2 separate regions of the Homo sapiens genome follow, and region 1 is linked to region 2. A link is a loop called in an ENCODE intact Hi-C map of the cell type or tissue named here. Cell type or tissue: GM12878. All regions are shown on one strand. Each heading gives the region's core, and the rest is flanking DNA. Links, peaks and the distances in the headings are about the cores only.

Region 1 (10,295 bases), core at 1,299-9,298, 130 kb after region 2:
AAAGCACATATGACAGATATATATCTTACTTTAAAAGTGGTAAGTCAAAAACCAGTTGCTTGACTAACTCTAGTAATGATTGTCCCTTTACACGTATCTATAAAAAGTAAATTTGCCTCATACATTGTTTACATGATTGTTGTTGAAGATTCGTGTACACAAAGAAGCCCTAGATTTGTGTGAATTGAGAAAACAAGTTGTACCTTTGTAAATTTATTACCTGATCTAAAAATGAAATTATTGGTCTTTCAAATCATATGGGTAACTATTTTAATAATGGAAAATTTGAACTGCAGCTTAAAGTTTTGAAAACATTAAAAACTATTTCAAAATATTTATGAACTCTTGGAATAACATGGGCACTTACATTCTCCCACACACATCATAAGAAGTTACTTTTTCTAATCATAAATCATATTCTCTAGTTTCTGAATGTCACGTGTCTTTTCAAAGTATTTAAGATACGCAGTATCTATTACTACATTGTCTTAGTATTTCCTTATTACCACAGCATATAACATAAATGAGTGATTTAAGTTGACAGGCGACAGTGACTAAAGGACCTTGCAGTGCCTGGAAAATAAAATTTCATACAATGGACTACAGGTATTTTTTTTTAAGGCCATTCTCAATTTTCCAGGAATTATAGTTTGGAAGAACAAGTAGTCCAGTAGGTTAAATCAGATGGTTGGGAATTTCAAAGTTCAGTTTCTCACAGCATTAAAGCTAGACATTTAGTCTGTTCTACCATAATAAAAATGCTACCCATCCCCCACATGATCTGGTCTATTTCAGATGTTTAAATTAGTGGATATTTGTTAATGAATGTTTAGAGATCTATAAATGGCAAATTTTATGTACTAATTTGTTCATAAACTCAAGTTTCTACAAGGCCCCAGTTTTTATTATAAGTGGTTAGTTAACGTTTTCTAATGAAGCCATCTTACTTTAAAATTACTTTTTTTAAAAAAAAATTGTAATACTTTATAAGATTTGTAGCTTAAGGACCATTGGACATTTATTACCATTCAGTTAGTATATCTAAGGTAAAAAATAAACTTCCAGTAGGAAAAGTTGAATTGGATTTTTTTAAAAAAACCCATTTCATCAGCCATTATAATGTTACTATATAATTTTTCAAACTAAATATTTTTCTTGATAATACACAAGATGGTATAGCTACTTTCTACTAAAATGTGAATTCAGTTGTAAGCAAATTAGAATTCTTTTAAATTGGAATTTAAAAAAATTTAAAGTAGAATTTTATAGAACAGTTATAATGTTCCTTGTTGTTTTATTTAATATTATACTATCATAGAGAGATATATGCTAGTATTAGTTTTGCTATTGTTAATGCCACATTAAGATGTAAACACCAATTTTATTTAAATTGATAATATATTTTATTTTATATAAATTGGAAATTTTGAACAGAATAGTTTATATTTAATGTTGTGTAGAACTACACCTTAGAAATTTAGGAACAAATTTATCAGTCACTAAAGTCAGAATTTTGCATATTACTTTTTCATCATTTTGGATTCCAAGTTGATGGAATCTGGTTCACTAGCTCTTAATAAGCATGTTGAAAAAGTGTTCTGTGCTCGAATTAGTTTGGGAAGGGTTGAGTTAAACAAAGTTTAATATGTTTCTTTACTGTAAGATAACTCAAAAGCTGTGATTATGTGAAACCTTTAAGAGGGGAAGAGTGTACTTCCAAATACACTTTGGAATTTCCAAAAGTTTATTTTTGGAATTTGGTATTTCCAAAACTTTATTTGTTCATAAAAACGTTGTTACTTTCGTTTACTTTTGCCATATCTATTAACATTTCTTTGAAGAGCATTCCTTTTTCCTCTATAAAAGAAAGCAGTTGTTACCACATTTGAATGGCAGTTTGGTTATATTTACATGATCAATTAAAGGACAGATTTTCCCCTCATACATAATACAAGTTAGAGTCAGCTGGCTGTAATTACAGCTCCTGTGTCTTTGTTTAATCCCAAATGTTACAGTTATTACTTGGGGTTTTTAGGTTGACCAGAAAAAGGAATGTTTGTCACAGATGTATGTTTATGTATAATCATGATAGTCTATCCACAGTCAGGGTCCTGAAAGATTCTACCAAGTAATTCATCAGAAATAGTTCAGGAAGACTGCAGAACAACAGCTTGCAAAAAGTTGTGATGCTCTTCAAATGCCATAAAAGACATAATTTATATATTTTTTTCTGTTTTTGTGAGATAAAGTTAGAGATTTTTCGTGTTTTTACATGCTAAAACAATACTATTCTCCTGTTTAAGCCTCCAGTTGTGAAAATGCAACATTTTAAAATAATGTTTACTGGCAAATTCAGGAAGTCAGGCTGTAAAATGACCATTTTACTTTGAGTAAACAGGTGAAGAATGAAAGGGTAAAATATTTGATACAGAATAGACTTTTTTTAAACTACAGGCTATAAATAAGGTGACTTAGACAAGAAAGATTTGGAGGGCTTCAGAGTCTTTCCTAGCTGTTAAAATTGTGTCAAGTACAGCTCTATGCCAAGTACTATTACCAAATTTTATTTAAAAGTAATTAAGCAGTTAAGGACTTATAACGTAGTTTTTTAAACTCCAAATTTTGATGTGGTAAAGTACAAATTAAATATACATTGAAAATGGACCCTTTAACATATACCAAATCAGTGTATACGTATACCATCAGATAGGATTATTGTGTGAAAATTATTTGTAACTCTTAAGTTTTTCTGAATGAAAATTATTAATAATGATTATTTTGTCATTCTTTTGTACAAAAGGACTTAAGACATCAATATCAGTAATATGAAAATAGGAATCTTCATACATGCTTCTTGGACCATTTTGACTTAATGAACAAAATCTTAGTTCAATACGCTGCATAAACACATTACATATCAAAGTGCCTCTGTATAATGCTAATAATCCGAAAGCCATGAGTTCTCTGAACCCAACTAAGAAATCCCAGATTCTGTTCCCAAATTTTCTGATCAGTAATTTCAAGAATAACCTGAGTTGATAGGTCACCAAGAATAATTGCTGTAGGAAATATCATTAAATTGGGCTTATTTTGTAGTTTGATAAAATTCAGATATCCTGACTAATGCTAACTTTTATTATCTGTGAGAAGCTAAAGTCATTTCCATCCAAATTTTCTTCACCCATTTAAAATAGTATGATAATCAATATTAGTTTGAAATAACCAAATAGCCCATCATCTGTCTGTTTTAGACAAACAACTATTTATTTCACACAATAGAACAGAATAGAGTGATGATGTTGGATATTCCTCTCCTAATACTCTAGTTTGCCAGCATCCTCTTTCAGATGCTACCTTTAAATCTCTTTTGGATCTAAGTTATATATAACAATTTTGGAAGGAAATTATGAATAATAAAAGTACAGATGCAGTTCATCCAAGGAGAACCACTTATGTACCATGTTTTAGGTTCTCCACTTCTTTTAACGCATCTAAGATAGACTTCGCTTTTTAATTTTTTTATTTTTTTGAGATGGAGTCTCACTCTCTGACCCAGGCTGGAGTGCAGCGATGTGATCTCAGCTCACTGCAACCTCAGCCTCTGGGGTTCAAGTGATTCTCCTACCTCAGCCTCCCAAGTAGCTGGGATTACAGGGGCCCGCCACCACGCCTGGCTAATTTTTATATTTTTAGTAGAGACAAGGTTTCACCATGTTGGCCAAGCTGGTCTTGAACTCCTGACCTCAGGTGATCCACCCACCTCGGCCTCCCAAAGTGCTGGGATTACAGGCGAGAGCCACCGCGCCTGGCCGACTTGGCTTTTTTAGAAGTGTAATAACTGCATTATACTCTTGACTCAAATTGAGCTTGCAGACAACTTAGCTATTTTCCCCATGATGTTCACAAGGCAGTCCTACTTTATCTAGTAATTGTATAGTCTCACTTAAAAACAAAACAAAACCCCTCACATGCAGAACTTTACCCTATCCATCTGTGTTTCCTTCTGTTTTTCTCAGACTTAGCCAAACCAGTTGCAATGAGAGGTTTCTAGTGAACGATACCGCAAAGGTTGTGAGATGAGAGCATGATTACTATGTTGACAGCTCAAGTTGGGAAGGGTATCATTTTAGAGAGAGATGATGATGATCTCAGTTTTCAGCCTGCTTCAGTTGCTAGTGGGGATGTCTAAATAGAGATGTTACAAAGGCAGTTAGAGATATGGGTCTGGACAGAGGATAAAAAGTCAAATGTACAGACAGATTTGTGATTTTAGGTGGTAATTAAAACTGTCAGAGTGTTTTGTATGGAGATGAAGCAGCTGTGGGAGGTGCTATTGCTTTCTCATATAAACTCAAGCAGAAGCTATTCACAGTGTCTTTAGCCCTTTCAGTAGTATGCACTTTTTAATCTCACTGACATCTCAGGACCTTTGAGGGACCTTTTAAGGGACAGGTTAGAGGATTCGTGAAATAATGAGTTTTATATTTGTGTTTTTTGAATTTTCATTCTAAGATTTATTCATTTATTAATCCTTGAGATTCATAGTATTGAAAAAAGTGATACTGATTTTATGTTTGACATGCATCATTTTAGCTGTTTATAAAATGTCTAACTTATTTTTTAAAATTAATTAAAGCACATATTCTACTTCAGCAATTAATAAAACTTGAACTGTCTCCAGTTTAATGGATTAATTAATGGTTACTGAGAAACTATAAGGTAACAAATACCATGAAATTAAACATTCATTTTCTTTCATTTAGGATACAAGAAATTGAGAACATGTTGCTTCCGGTGGTGGGAACTGAGTGGCTGGGGTCAGGGTGTGTAGGTGGTGGGTTGCCTTTTCACAGTATATTCTTTTGTGCTATTCAGATATTGAACCATGGAATGATTTTACCTTGGGAACAGATCAAAGAAATTTAAATTTTGAAAATTGCTTCATTTACTTTAAACATACGATTGTATTTTCTGTAGAAAATATTGACACTTGAAGTTAGAAGTCATGATTTCACATCCTGTTTTCATCGTTTCTTGGACAGCTGGCTTTTCACTTCTTTGAATTGCAGGTTCTCATTTGAAAATGAGGCTGACGATAGTTGCCCTGCTTACCACGCAGGGTAATTATGAGTTATTTCATTCAGCAAATATATCTGTGAGGCATATATTCTGCTAGGTGTGATATGAGACATATTTTCACACCTTGGGGGATTTATTTTTAATTGTCGAAGTAGACAAAATTTCAACCTATTGTGATGATGCAGATAAATATGCTATGAAGATACATAGACAAAGGATCCACAGTGTCAGCTTGGGAGAGTGGAAGGATTGATGTTAGAGTGGTCCTCCTGGAAGACAGGACATTTATTTGAGTTAAGTTTTGAAGAATGAGTTGGTTGGGAGAGGATGAGGAGAGGAGACATTCCATTCAGAACAAGCAGCATCTCCAGCCCCATCTCATTTTATGTGTTTCTGGGTAGCACACTTTTGTTTTATTTTAAGTTTTGTTAGGAGAGGATACTGTAGCAGGTTCTTCCTTAGTTTTGCTGACTGTTGACATCTTAACTATAATTCTCAAGTTTGGGAACAGTGAAAAATCTCACTTAGGACTTTATAATGACCACAAGGATTGGTGGAAAATGACTAAAACTCACTGAATTTTAACTACATACATTGTACTGTATAGACCATTAGCACTAAATCATCAGCTTCTGATGTCAACCTTAGTTCTTCCGTACTAAGGAACTAGTGAGAATTCTTAATTAATGCAGTTGACTTGCATTTTTCCAATTGACTTTTTTCTTCCTGCATCCAAGTAGTAAGTGGATACACTTCCTGGTGCCATATTGTTTCCTTTGAAGCACAGTGAAACTTCTTACCCCATAATGGTCTATAGATTTAGTATCTAGCTACTTAATTCCCACTCTCCATTAAGTTGCAGTTTATAGGCCTTGATATTTTACTATTCAACACCTAATATCCTGTAAGTTACAGAAATACTTTGAAAATGTGATGTAGATAGAAGGTAATATTATTTATTCTGAGTATTATCCTTTAGTAGCCACCATGATTATTAAAAACAAAGTGGTCTTGGTTTGTTTTTTGTTTTTTTGAGACAGAATTTCACTCTTGTTGCCCAGGCTGGAGTGCAGTTGTGCGATCTCAGCTCACCACAACCTCTGCCTCCTGGGTTTGAGGGCTTCTCCTGCCTCAGCCTCCCGAGTAGCTGGGATTACAGGCCTGCGCCACCTCGCCTGGCTAATTTTGTATTTTTTAGTAGAGACAGAGTTTCTCCATGTTGTTCAGGTTGGTCTGGAACTCCCGACCTCAGGTGATCTGCCGGCCTCAGCCTCCCAAAGTGCTGGGATTACAGGCGTAAGCCACTGCCCCCGGCCTTTTTTTTTTCTTTTGAGACAGAGTTTCGCTGTTGTTTGCCAGGCTGGAGTGTAATGGCACGATCTCAGCTCACTGCAACCTCTGCCTCTTGGTTTCAAGCGATTCTCCTGCCTCAGCCTCCCGAGTAGTTGGGATTACAGGCGTGCACCACTATGCCTGGCTAATTTTTTTATATTTTTACTAGAGACGGGGTTTTACCATGTTGGTCACGGTAGCCTCGAACTCCTGACCTCAGGTGATACGCCCACCTTGGCCTCCCAAAGTGCTGGGATTACAGGCGTGAGCCACTGCGCCCGACTAAAAGCAAAAACAAGTTTACACTGTTTTAAGTGTGAAATACAGACTTTTACACAAAATTTATATGGAAAAATTTTTAATATAGTGGAAATCCCCATAAAACTGGGGATTGTATAGGTAATTTAATCTTACTTTCTTCATGTTTATTTGTAGATAGGGAAAAAATAAGAGATACTTCAATTTCTAAATGATTTGTTTAGAATGAATTAGTCTCAAGTAGGAAAGCATTATTTCTGTACTTACAGAACAATCTTCTGCTGTTAGTGACTATCATTTTAGATGTTTTAGCTTCAAGTAACAGAAAACAAAACTGTATGTGGCTTAACTATAAGGATATTTATTATCGCCTGCAATAAGAAAACTAGAAGCAGTACGCTTTTACGGTTGGTTGATTTAGTAATTCAGTACCATCATCAAAGACTGCAGTTCTCTGACTAGATTGACCTGTCTTTTTAGGCAGGATTTCCTCATGATCCCAAGGTGTCTGACACAAGTGGCAGGTGTCACACACAGGTGACAATGTCCAGGTGAGAAAATGGATTATATCCCATTTATGAGCAATGGCAACCTTCTCAGAACCCCCAGCAGATGTCTCTTATGTAGCTTTGGCCAGAGTTGGGTCATTTGCACGTGCCTAAACTATCACTTGGAAAAGGGGGTAAAATCATTGTGATTGGTTTCTTCCTTTGAAGGGCATGACTTCTTGGCTGATCATAAGCAAAACTGGATTCTGTTGTCAAGTAAGAAGTGGAGGAATGGTTGCTGGGTAGGCACCTAACAATGCCTGCTGTAATTGAACACATTTAGACTTTTATGTTCAAATGTTTGAGAATTACTTAAATTAGTAGCTAAGGATATGGAGTTTAACAGTTCTTTGGCACTTAACAAATGTGAGAACTTGGACAAGGTACTGAAGCTCCATTAATTTTGAATTAGTAGTTACTAAAATGGGAATAATACTAGTACCTGTTTGGTTTGTTTTGAGGACTTAAATGATATATATGGCATTTAGCATGCCTTGGCACACTGCTTGGTTCATAGTAAGTGGTCAGTTTGTTGTTAGCTGCTTTTATCATCATATTTAATTTTTATTTATGTCAAGTGATTCAAGCTTTTGCCTAAATTCATTACATATGATATTTCATGATATACCAATATCATAACTGTCTGTCGAACTTCACCAAATGGCAAAAAAGTTTTAGGAGAGCAGATTTGTTGATGCCCATTGGAAATGCTAAAACCTCAGATGTCATTCATCCAACCTAACTTCTTTCATCAGTGTTATCAATCTTTAGCTTAATTTCATTAGTAGTATCATTTTTTGATCAGCTTCCTGAAATACACTAACTTAGATTTTATTCATTTCTGAAATATTGATGTCTTCATTAACTTCTATTTTCATTGACTCTTTTAAAAACATTGTGGAGAGGCATAATTAAAAAGAGATTGTAAAATAGAGATAATACTACTTAAATAGGATCAAAAGTATTAAATGCAATACAGTACCTAAAGGTCTGTTCATATAAGGCCCTCAATTTAAGTTTGTTCTTTTCCATAATCCCTCACACAACACAAATCTTAAATATACTGTTCGTTTATTCAGAGACAGGAGAGTTTGTTATCAGCTATATCAGTAGAGGAGAACTGTATATAACAGGGAAAAGGAAATTATACTAGAGGCTCCAAACAGGGGGATTTAATACCTGTTTGAAGGAATTAATGACACAGGTGTTGGTATAATTTTTATAAAATGCCAAACTTTCATTAGTTGATCAGGAGTCATCTTACCCACTTTTTACAGCATGTTTTTTCTTAAACTAAATGTTATTAACTGCTTATTGTGTTCTAGGCACTGTGGGAACTAGCCTGCCCAAAGAAGACTTTTTATAAATCCAGGTTAAATGGATTCTCTTTTTCACCAATTGCTTCATATTACAACCATAACCATTTGTTGCATGTGTGCTTTTGTGGGTGTGCATGTGTGTGTGTCAGGGGGATGAGGTTCCTGGAGTTTCTAATTATTTTCATTTTTATAATTGAGAGAAAAAACATGACTTCTTTATTATATCATTAATATCTTCTACCTTATTACTCATTGTCTCTGTTCCTTAGAATCTATTCTATCCTTCTTAAAGATGTTTTCATAAGAGCTCACACTAAGATCCTCATTTAGACTGATTGTTTTTCAGGCCTATAGCACAGTGTTAACCTTGGGATGTATTTTTCCTTTGTTAGGGATTATGTTGACAAGGACTTCCTGGTTTCATGGCTTCTTTTCTTGGTTTTCGTCTTCAATTTGCTGGAGTACATTAAGTAAATTTCTCAGGTGACATAGTAGATCAACTTTTTACATTTTTATGTAACTAAAAATAGATCCCTTGGCCTATAACTTCTTTCATCAGTTATTTACATAGCTTATTGCCTCTTTGAAATCTTAACTCATGTGTCCTCTTCTCAAAGAGACAATCCTATTTTAAATTGCAAACCCTCTGTATTACCAGTCCTCCTTCACGGCTTTTTCTCCATAGCACTTTTCACAATCTAACATGTTACATATTTTGCTTATTTAATTTTATTTCCCCACTAAAAAGTGCCATAGGGCAGGGATTTTTGTAGTTCATTGCTGTATCCTTGATATATAAAATCATACCTGGCACATAGTAGCCCTTTAATAAATAATTGTTGGCCGGGTGCAGTGGCTCACGTCTGTAATCCCAGCACTTTGGGAGGTCGAGGTGGGCGGATCACAAGGTCAGGAGATTGAGACCATCCTGGCTAACACGGTGAAACTCCGTCTCTACTAGAAATACAAAAAATTAGCTGGCCGTGGTGGCAGGTGCCTGTAGTCCCAGCTACCTGGGAGGCTGAGGCAGGAGAATGGCATGAACCTGGGAGGCGGAGCTTGCAGTAGGCTGAGATTGCGCCACTGCACTCCAGCTTGGGCGACAGAGACAGACTCCATCTCAAAAAAAAATAATAATAATAATAGTAATAATTGTTAAGTCAGTTAATGAATTTTCTTCTCCACCTTTTATTATAGTTATAAATCCAGGTTATAAATCATTTTCTCTCAAAACTTTGAAGGGATTGCACCATCTTCTTCTGATATCTACTGTTATTAATGAGAAGTGTAAGTCAATCTGATTCTTCCTTTTACAGATGACCTATTCTCTTTTTGAAAGCTTTAATTTTTATGGAGCTCTGGAAATTCTTTTTTTGTTTGTTTTTTTGAGATGGAGTCTCACTCTGTTGCCCAGGCTGGAATGCAGTGGTACGATCTTGGCTCACTGCAGCCTCCGCCTCCCGGGTTCAAGCGATTCTCCTGGCTCAGCCTCCCAAGTAGCTGGGATTACAGGCACCTGCCACCACACCTGACTAATTTTTGTATTTTTAGTAGAGATGGGTTTCACCATGTTGGGCAGGCTGATCTCGAACTCCTGACCTCGAGTGATCCTCCCACCTTGACCTCCCAGAAGTGCTGGGATTACAGGCGTTGAGCCACTGGAAATTCTTAATGTACATAGATGGGGTTTTTTTTTTTTTTCAATGGATTCTGTGTGCGTCTAAAAGGCACTTATGAAGCCCTTTCAGTTAAGATTGCT
Region 2 (10,295 bases), core at 972-8,971:
TACCATCAATAATAAGGGGTGTGTGGTATATGCCACCAGATTTGGCCCATGATAAAGAACTTCTGTTACTAACAATTATGGCAGTGGCAGTAGGGATATTGGAGTGGTAGTGGAGGTATTAGGGACATGATCAAGGTGACAGTAATAGCCTGGGCAATAGTGAGACCTTCTTTCTGCATTTTTTTTTAACTAGCTGAGCGTGGTGGCTTGCGCCTGTGGTCCCAGCTATTTGGGGAAGCTGAGGTAGGAGAATCACTCGAGCCTGAGAGGTCAAGGCTGTGGTGAGCTGAGATCACGCCACTGTACTCCAGCCTGGGTGATAAGCAAGACCCTGTCTCAAAACAAACAAACAAACAAAAAAACAGTAATTGAGTGGTCTTTGTAAATTAATTAAATTATCTTTATTTACTTACTACTCTTTAGCTCTTTATTATACAATCTAAAACATTTGGGATAAGCCACCATGAATAAAGTTATGTTCACAATTCTGGGTGCCCATTTGTAGCCTTACCCAAAGAGTGTCAGATGCTAGGAAAACCAGGCCATTACAGTGTGACTAAAAGAGGCCACCACTGTTTTTCATGGTGGTCCCTCCACCCTACAGAACAACCAGGTTTGACTCATATAACTGAAAGTGACAATTATATCACTACAACCATGCCCACTTATCAATCAATCAATATCTATGTTCCAAAGCTTGGTACTGGGGGTTTTGAGGGACACAAAAGGAGAGAGTCCTTTATTCTTGAGGAACTTACCAATAGTACGAGGCAATGTAGGGTGAGCTTCCGTGGGCATGATGGGTTTAATTTAAGAGGGGAACTTAGAATGGAAAGCAATGAAAGGACTGGGACATTCTCATTGTACATTGTCTGTGTCCTAGTCATAGGATTTTTAGTACATGGCATTGTTGTTATTTGCCTACTACATGATGTTATCTCCATTGAGGACATGGGACTTGGTCTCTTCATCTCTGTCTCCCCCGCAATTTGCATATGGATAGTGCCTGGCACATTCGATAAATGTTCATTGAATGAAAGAAAGAATGAATGAGCAAATTCATTGGCAGAGGGTGGTGGTGTTGGGGGCAGGGGTTGGCTACCTCTTTTTTTTTTCTTTTATATATATATATATTTTTTAATTATACTTTAGGTTCTTGGGTACATGTGCACAATGTGAAGGTTTGTTACATATGAATACATGTGCCATGTTGGTGTGCTGCACCCATTAACTCGTCATTTACGTTAGGTATATCTCCTAATGCTATCCCGCACCACTCCCCCCACCCCACAACAGGCCCCGGTGTGTGATGTTCCCCTTCCTGTGTCCAGGTGTTCTTATTGTTCAATTCCCACCTATATGATAAAGGGGATAGGCTACCTCTTAAATAACCTATAGGAAACAGGCAAACAAGACAGGAGGGTGTTCCTGGTGCAAACTGTGATTAAAGTATGCAGGGGGGTGTTCTGAAACAAATCTTGCTGGAATACAGGGCTCAGTGGGTGAGCAGTGGGAGATAAGTTTGGACATGAAGATGAGCCAGATTATTGAAAGACTTGAAAACAGGTTCATAGAGTTTGGACTTTATTCTCTATGAAAGGGTGAGATGTTGGTGTATTTAGCATGCAAGACGAATTTGATGAGAGCAGGGTAATATTAACATTAGCTCGTCTGCCCCAGGCAGAATGAACTGATTAGGCAAGAGACTAGAGCCAGAGCAGATAGTTTAGGAGACTACTGTGATAATCCAAGTGAAAAATGATGATGGCCTCGATGGAATAGTTGGTGATTGAAAAGGAGAGACAGAAAGAGAGGCAATACAAGAAAATCTATAAGAATAACCTATTAAAATGAAAATCCTAAAAAAATTTTGCTGGATAAACCCAAGTTAGGAGGTTTTGTTATCTCATCACTTTCCAGCAGTTTTTGTAGTGTGAAGACTTTTTCAGCATACATTTTTCTGAAAAAAACAGATGAGAAGGGGAGCCCACACATGAAGGCTTCAGCCCAAAATGTTCAGAGTAAGGAACCAAGGAAAGGGTTCCTGTAGAGGGATTGCTATGGCTTTGTTTCCTACAAGCTTCTCCTCTGCTGAGAGGAAGCCCACAAACTGCAGGGAATCTGACTTTCTCCAGGAATGAAAGGCTATGTTTGATCTTGGGGTGGGGACTGGCCTGGGGAGGACAACCATTTCCTGCAGTCTCACAAACCACCGGAATCTTCTTCTCTGTGGATTTAATTAGATCCAATACTTAGTAAACGATCATATTTCCAGCCCTAAACCTTACAAATTGGTCTTGAGCTATATACAATGATGGCGACAAATGTTTCCTGGGGGTTGAGGGTGGGAGGTGGGGGTAGGAAACACACACACACAAAAACCCCACAACAACATTTTTTTCTTTTTCTTTCTTTTTTTTTCTTTTTTCTTTTTTTTTTTTTTGAGACAGAGTCTCACTCTGTCGCCCAGGTTGGAGTGCAGTGGCTCGATCTCACTGCAACCTCTGCCTCCTGGGCTCAAGCGATTTTCCCACCTCAGCCTCCTGAGTAGGTGGAATTACAGGTGTGCACCACCACACCCGGCTAATTTTTGTATTTTTAGTAGAGATGGTTTTTGCCATGTTGGCCAGGCTGCTCCTGAACTCCTGACCTCAAGTGATCTGCCCACCTCGGCCTCCCAAAGTGCTGGGATTACAGATGTGAGCCATCATGCCTGGCCAAGAAAACAATGTTCTGATTTAAAGGAACTGGAGTGGTAGGTTTTTTTCTTTTTTTCCCCCCAATCTTGATTTTCACCAACGTTTTTACTGTGGAGGTTTAGGTCATGTGATTAACCATGTGATTAACTCAGATTTAGACCATTCTGAGAAAGCTTTTGCAGTGGGAATACTGTCCTGTTCATAATAAGCACAACAAAAAACTTACAGATATATTTATATAAAGGAAAAACCAAAATAGGTGTAGGGTAACATTGAAAGCTTAATGCTTGCACAAAAGTCCTCTTTGTTTAAGTTTCTTTTTAAAAATGAACTCACAAAAAAGGTGCAAAAATTAATACTGTGTCCTGGTCCTAAGCTTGAGGCAGATCCTGCATCTTCAATTTAATCTTCTTTTGTGTTCCTTATTCACCCCAGTGATTAGAGGTGGCCTTAAATTTCAGCACTTAAGTGGTGCTTCATGACTTCTTGAACAGGTTAAATAAATAATATCTATATCCCCCAAATTTAACATGACGTGTTGTTAAATGAAGAAGAGAATGAACTATTATCCTTTGTATTTGAAGATTATTCTACTCATGGTGATCACTGATCATGTGTGCAAGCTAGAAAAAGATGTGAATGACCTGCTCCTTTTCATGCTGTAATCGAAGGAGGTCTGGGCTAATTTTCAACTCTGCCCTCAAGATCCTTCTTTACATGTTATCTTAATACTAATGTCACAATAATACTACTACTGCTACTTATAACAATAGTGATCATGATGATGCTGCCACCAACAACAGTATAATAGTAGGAGACTTAATACCCAATATTCTTGTTGGATCTTTTATCAAAATACTGTGATATGGGCAAGGATGTTATTGCCCCTATTTTCCGAACGTTGGACACCGTGGTCATCTGTCTTTTACTGTTCTCAAGAATATTTAAATTAAAATGGAAAAACACCTATTTAATTCACTTTAAATATTAGTAAAATAATATCTTTGCATTGTTCAAATTCTGTCTTAAGTGACTGACTGGTTTTCTTCTATTTGTTTCCATCCTCAAATGATACCTTTCCATCCACAAAAGACTGAACCAAAGACACAGCTCCCATTTTCCTATTCGTTTTTTCATATGGAAGTTTAATGGTGATTTTATTCCAAACCTTGCACAAACATAAATACTGCATTAAAGGAAGATGAATTTATTTTGACCTTTACTGAAAATGCACTGTGAAACAAAGCACTTAAGCATTTATAGCCTGTTAGACACTCACATTACCCACTTCCATGTAGATAAGAAAGTCTTTCCCAGCAAAAGTAATGTTCACAAGCAGAGCAGTTTTACGGGGCACTTAACTGCAAAGCCAGATATTATCATGTTCTTCACTATGAGTCTGTTTTGCTTGGTTTTATGCATCTAAGATCTATAGAAATTAAGGGAGTATCTAAAAATGTTACATTCAAGAATCATAGAGGATGACTTTTTTTGATGGGTTTTGATGAAAATACAGGATATCTGCAACAAAATACTTGGGGAAAAACATTATTTATTAGAAAGGAGATGGAGTGTTTGGGGATTTTGTTTGGTTTCTTTTGAACTAGTTTCTCCCATCTCCCTCCTGTAAAGAAATTGGTGGCATTGTTTCAGTAATTTTTGGTTAAAAGTGGGTTCCACTTCTATTTATAATTATTAACATAACCTGTCCCCTTAAAATAGACCACCCTTTCTTTGCATGGGCAGAAATGAGTATTTTGTGCATTTTATTTTTTGCCATGATCCTTCTCCTTTAGTCATAAGCCTCTGACTGCAGAGCTATTTCCTCCATCTAGATTCTTGTGTCAGAGAGTTGAGATGTTAAACCACAGCAACCATGAAACTTTAAAATCTCTGATGCATGATGAATGGGTGCTGGGCAAAGCAGCTTAAAATCTATGCTTTTGCTTCTCTTTAAACACTTTAAATTGACAGCGCCATAGATCAAACATTTTTACTGAGAGGAGAAGCTTTGGCAATTTAACTTAAACAAGTGCAGAGTTACCATCATCTCAAGACCTCACCCCTCCACAATTACCCCTTCCACCTAGCAGATTGGGTACATTTCTCATTGAGAGCAAGTGTGTGTGTGTGTGTGTGTGTGTGTGTGTGCGCTCGCGCGCGCGCAGTTATGCTACAGGGCAGCGGCCTGTAACCGGGCGGGTATAACACCCCATGCAACTTCCCCCACCGACCCCCATCCCACCCAGTCTCACCCCCAAGGAGGTTAGCCGGGGGATTCCGCCCGCGGCCCGGGACGTCGCGGAGCATGCGCCATGGTCCCGCCTCCGCCCACCGTTACCACAGCCTTCCACCTCCCCTCTCTCCTCATCCTCCTCCTCCTCCTCTCCCTCCCCACCCCCCTCCTGGAGCAGCGAAGTTGGCGCGCTGCCCATTCAGGCGTTCAGCGTCAGCTCCTCAGGGATCAGCAGGCAAAGTCACAGTCTGCACAAACAGAGCTTTCAAATTCATAAAATTCATAGGATTTTTCACAAATGAATGAACACAATTTTCTACCAATTTCCTCATTATGCAAATATGCAAAATATCAAATTTAGGCCAATTAGGGTCCTCCACAGTCCCAAATTCACCCGTTTAAGCCATAATTGCAGAAACTATCAAATAATTACGGTCGCTAATTGGAAATATTTGTGACAGATACAACAAATTCTTGCACAAATTACATTTCATTCGAGGAACCACTGCGCGCCACTGAAATTTTATCGAAGTCTAATTTAACTTACATAATGAGTTGAATTGAGTACTTGTTATCAAATTTGAGCAATTCATAGCCCCGTAATGTGGAATGATCAAATAAATTAAAAGGGAATTTATTCAATATTTTGTTGTGATCCTTTTCTCGGAACCATTGCTATTTTGCAGGGAATTTCCTCCTCCCGCGGCCCGGGGCGGGTGCCTGGTGTCACTGAAGCCCCGGCGGTGCCCGCGGCGGCGGCGCGAGGAGGCTGCGGGTGGCGGGGAGCCGGGAGCCGGGAGCCGGGAGCGAGAGTGCAGAACCCCAGCTCCGAACCGCAGCAGCCTCCGCGCCGCGAGCGACCGGGCTGACGCCCTGTCGGCGTCCAGCTCCGCAAGCCCCGGGCTGTCGGAGGCCCGCTCGGGCCCTTTGCTTTGTTTTCATTAATTGGGTGGAGGGGTCACCGAACACTTCCGGGTGAAGCAAGGGGGAGTCCTAGAAAGGATTTGACTTCTGGAAGTGTAAACACACGCGCGCGCACTTGCACACGCGCCTACACACGCACTTCTCGCGCGTGCACACACGCACACATGCACGCCGCGCACACCCACACCACACACGCACACGCCACATAGACACTTGATCACACGCGCACACGCCACGTGCAGGCACACACATTGTCCCTCTTACACACCCACCACACAGACACACACCCACATACACGCGCGCGCGCGCACGGGACCGCCCGCACCTCGCGCCGGCCTGTAAAAGCCTTGCTGGAGTAGAGCAGAAGCGCGCCCCCTCGGAGTTCCTCTCTCCTGAGCCGGCCTGCCAAGGGTTAACTGCTGGATGGAGGGTCCTGCGATGGTCGCGCGCACAGTGTCCCACGGGCACAGTCACACATAGACACACACATACACACACTCTGGGAGAGGGAACGCGCACTCGCGCTCCCTGGCCTTTGTGTGTGTCCTCGGGAGAGGTCCAACTCCGAGTAATTGAATGGCACTCTAACCAGTAGTCTAAACCCTCCCTGACACGCGAATCCACGCGGCCCCTCTGCACGCATGTCCCTCGCGTGCGGCAAACACACGGGCTGCCGGGATCACCCTCTCCCGAAGGTCAGCCTTGCAGAGAGGGCATTCATTTTCACTTTGCACAGTCGCGCAACACACTCACTAGCACATTTTTTTCCAACTGCCTGTGGCCTCGTTGGCGGGTTATAAATGTCTCCTTCTCCCTGTGATTTGTTTAATCCGTGGAAATGGTGCTGGTCCTATGTAAACAAGCCAAGTGCGGAATGAAGGCAGTCACCCATGCGTGGCCAGCCTGCCTATTTGTCAGAAAACCTTCATAAATACTGAGCTGGGGCTGGGCAAGGATGTGATGTCTCCATTTTTGCCAGGAAAGGGCACGAGGAAGACAAAGCGAGGCACGGCAGCGTGTAACCTTTAAGGGACAGATAGTCTGGGAGCTCGGAGGAAGCTCTTGGGCTAAGTCAATGAGGGAAAATGACGGATGCGGGGCTGACTGCGCGCCTGGCGTCGGCTGGGCGGGAGGAGACAAGGCCCGGGCGTTTTTATACCAGGGAGCACACAGATAAGGGCCACATTGCCTCAGGCCGGGCCCGCGAGCCCGAGGCCTTATGAGGCCTTACGGCTGGGCCAGAGTTGCTTCTTGAGAAGCGAATCTCAGACACCCGCAGGTCTGCAGGCGCACCACCCCTCCTAGTAAACCCGTCCAAATATTTTATTTCCAACCTCACCTGGTTTCATTCAAAGCAAATTCCTGGTGTCCCGGGCAGGTAGACATGGAGCAGAGCTGCGGACCCATCTCTCGATTTGTCAAAACGTCCGTGGGTGACCTGTCCAAGCTCTGTTTGCCCACCCCTAGACTTATGATCCAGCTCCCAAACCTGCGCTTTTTTTTTTAAAGAACAATGCATATGTGGCTAATTACACACTCCTAACAAAAGCAGTAATTACCGCCTGTAATTATCATCGTCCTTATTTAGAAAAAATGTGAGAAAATGTTGAATATTAAAACATGAAAGCAGCTATTAATCAAACCTTTACACCTTCTTTAACTCAGGCGTAATGGTGGGTATTATCATAAATCTACTCTGATAGTAACACAAGAATAATGAGTTCAGTAATGATAGCGATGATGATCATAATGATTTTAACCAACAAAGAATGGTGTAGATTTATTGCTAATAATGTGGTACAGGAACCTCTTTCATTAAAATTACCTATGTGTGTTCTCCTCGCTGGGGTAACCTGCATGTGTGTGTGTGTGTGTCTGTGTGTGTCTGTGTGGGGTGTTGCCACCTTCCTCTGTGGCTAAAGATCAAAGCTGGTTGTTTGCAGCGTATTGACCTCTCTCTGGAAAGCCTTTATCTGAGTCTCTGTCTGGACACAGGGTCCTCCCTTCTCCCCTCAGAAGAATCTAGTTCAGAGACTCTTAGAGGGGTGGAGTGGATGCGGGAGGCCTAGGGCCTGGAGAGAAAGCATTTTGTGGGGCAGGCCTCCTCCTCCAATCTACCCAACTCCTCACCCCTGCACCCTCTCCAGAGAAGGTCACTGTGGGGGAGTGGAGGATGGCATTGGCTATGGTAGATCTTCCAGGTCACAGTCTCAGAAAAGGGGCCGGGTTGGTTTGGGGCTTTGATTGATACAATGAAAAGAGGAGGGGGATAAGGATTCAACCCTTGAGACTCCAGCTTTAAACTTTGTTTTCTCTTCCAAAGTAAAGGGAAGCGCTCCAGGTAGCCTAGGGCCTACGCTTAGAGACCATTAGCCATTCAGAAGCGCGAATGCTAGGGTACTAGCCAGGTGGAAAACACAATAAAGAGAGGGAATGTTCAGTTCACCTGAATGTACTCTTGTTTTTAATGAAATTAACTTGACATTTGTCCTTTGCAAATATTATGAAAATTATCAGTGGAAACCCCTGTTTTAATGTAAACTTTTTTTTAAAAAGACCCCACTTTGGGACATAGTGCTCCATTTCAGTGAGTGGGAGCCCCAGGAGTTCAAACTCCCAAACCTAATTTTGCCTCTGAATTTTCAGTCATAAGCAATTCTCCAAAGCAAATCATAAACTTTTAGGGCTTATGAGGTTTCATAAACAGGAGGCTCTGTGAGCTTGAACTCCCAGAGACCAGTCAGAAAACATAAGTATCCCTCCTGGAGTCCCTGCCCAGGAAAAAGTGTAAATGTAGATATATTTAGTGGGTTTCATAGACTAGTCTGGTTATATTTTCCTAAATGCCAACCTTTCCAATTAACTGTAACATTCTGTCAGTTATGGAGTGTAGAATGCAGTGGTGACATAATTAGGACTTATACATAATAAATAATACATCTATAGTATTTTAGCCTCCACTAGCAGTTATGAGATCAGTGTGTGGGCCAATTAACTAAAGGGGCTTTTTTTAAATGAAGGTACTATAAACACACTGGTTTTAGATGTCCTAATTAGTAACTTGCTCATTAATTAACTTTTTGATTAATTGTGTAGCAATCTAATTTGTAGATGAGCCACTCAAAGAGTGATACCTTGTAATTCTTTTTTCTGTCTTTAAAATTCCCCCGTAAAATGTAATTTTGTATCCAGCTGGCCTCTTAGTTGTGGAAATTCTCTGCTTAAAAGATGCTCTGCTTTTGGTCTAAAACTAAATGTCACTTAATCCTTTCCTATCTGGACAGGACAGTCTGGCTAGAGGCAGAGGGTGAGGAATAGGAGGAGTGAGGTGGGTAGGGGCACAGGCGGGCAGAGTTCTGCTAATAATATGAAGAAGTGGATAAAGGCCGAAAGTACTCTATACATTTAGCCTAAACATAATTCCCCCTACTTTGTAAAGAAAAGAAGAGAGAAAGCACTTATGACTTTCATCATGACCAATTCTCAAATCCAAAAACCATTTTAGGGGAAAAGAAATAATTTTTAAAGAAAACTTATGGTGGCCTCCATACCCCTATCATGGACTAGCCCAGGGGATAATTTAATGCAGTGGACAAAGGGCTAATGGCCGATTTCAATAGGAGCTGCCTCACACTGGAACATCCCGGGGCTGTTCTATTAGCATCAGAAAGGGCGCCAGGCCCTGTTTCCACCAGAGCTATTGTTGCCCGGGTGTGTCGCCAGTCCTATCCTGCAGAAAGCCTTTAGCCCTGATGGCAGATGATTCTCTAAGTGAATAGAGATGAAGGCAGGGATATTAAGTGACTCTATAAAACATCCCGGACACAATTGTGTGATTGATGGAGGACAAAGTGGGAACAGCAGGACACAGGATCCTGGGAGAAGCAGCCTTGTCAATGCGAGAAACCCATCTCTGGAAACAGCTTCTCCTGGAGGAGTTTGCAGTCTATTTGTATGAGTAATCAGCTGGGCCCCCTCTCTGTCAGCCCTGTTTACTCACTGATTTTCTCAACAAGACAACCATTGACACTGGATGGATGGGGCTAATCTGGCGCAGAACTGGCGGCTTCGCAGAGGCTACAGGTCGAAAATAGAGCACGGTGCCAGCTTCACCTCGCCTAATCTAGCAGCTAATATTTATTAGAGCCAATTTATACCGCTGCTCTCTCAAAGAGCAAGGAAGTCCTGGGTGCAATTAATAACATGGGCAATAACCACAGACAAACAAATAAATAAGGGTTTGTGAACTGTTTGGTTGGTTTTAAGGGAGGGTGGGGAGAGGACAGGGTTGGGTTTGCCACCTGGAACTGCAAGGAGAGGAAGTAAAGGTAGCCTTGAAGCCCCTGAAAAGGGGCATTCTCTTTGGCCCCCTCATCCAATCTCAGAGCAACAACTCGGCTGCAAAATGGCTTAGAAACCTGCACAAATGCACGTAA

Evidence for each region. A loop is a pair of places that touch in the nucleus more often than their neighbours do. Peaks named below come from ENCODE experiments on the same cell type or tissue, not always from the same donor. Only the 100,000 strongest peaks of a DNase experiment are listed, where the experiment ranks them.
Region 1: it touches region 2 in a loop (1.8-fold over the local background); 1 of 110 quality-filtered maps calls a loop at or near these places.

Annotation. Positions count from the first base shown.
Region 1 is chr5:77,713,948-77,724,242 of GRCh38, reverse strand. The region is part of intron 1 of TBCA (tubulin folding cofactor A); the gene reads left to right. Among named protein-coding and RNA genes, the nearest start is that of TBCA, 57 kb to the left of the region's middle. In GM12878, for the core only: no CTCF peak of the experiment used is centred there; a DNase peak (open chromatin) is centred at 5,082; H3K27ac peaks cover 2,055 bases.
Region 2 is chr5:77,847,431-77,857,725 of GRCh38, reverse strand. No RefSeq gene overlaps it. Among named protein-coding and RNA genes, the nearest start is that of TBCA, 76 kb to the right of the region's middle. RefSeq lists enhancers at 5,510-6,017, 6,018-6,527, 9,139-10,087, 8,419-10,295. In GM12878, for the core only: no CTCF peak of the experiment used is centred there; DNase peaks (open chromatin) are centred at 4,079 and 4,805; H3K4me3 peaks cover 2,373 bases; H3K27ac peaks cover 2,266 bases.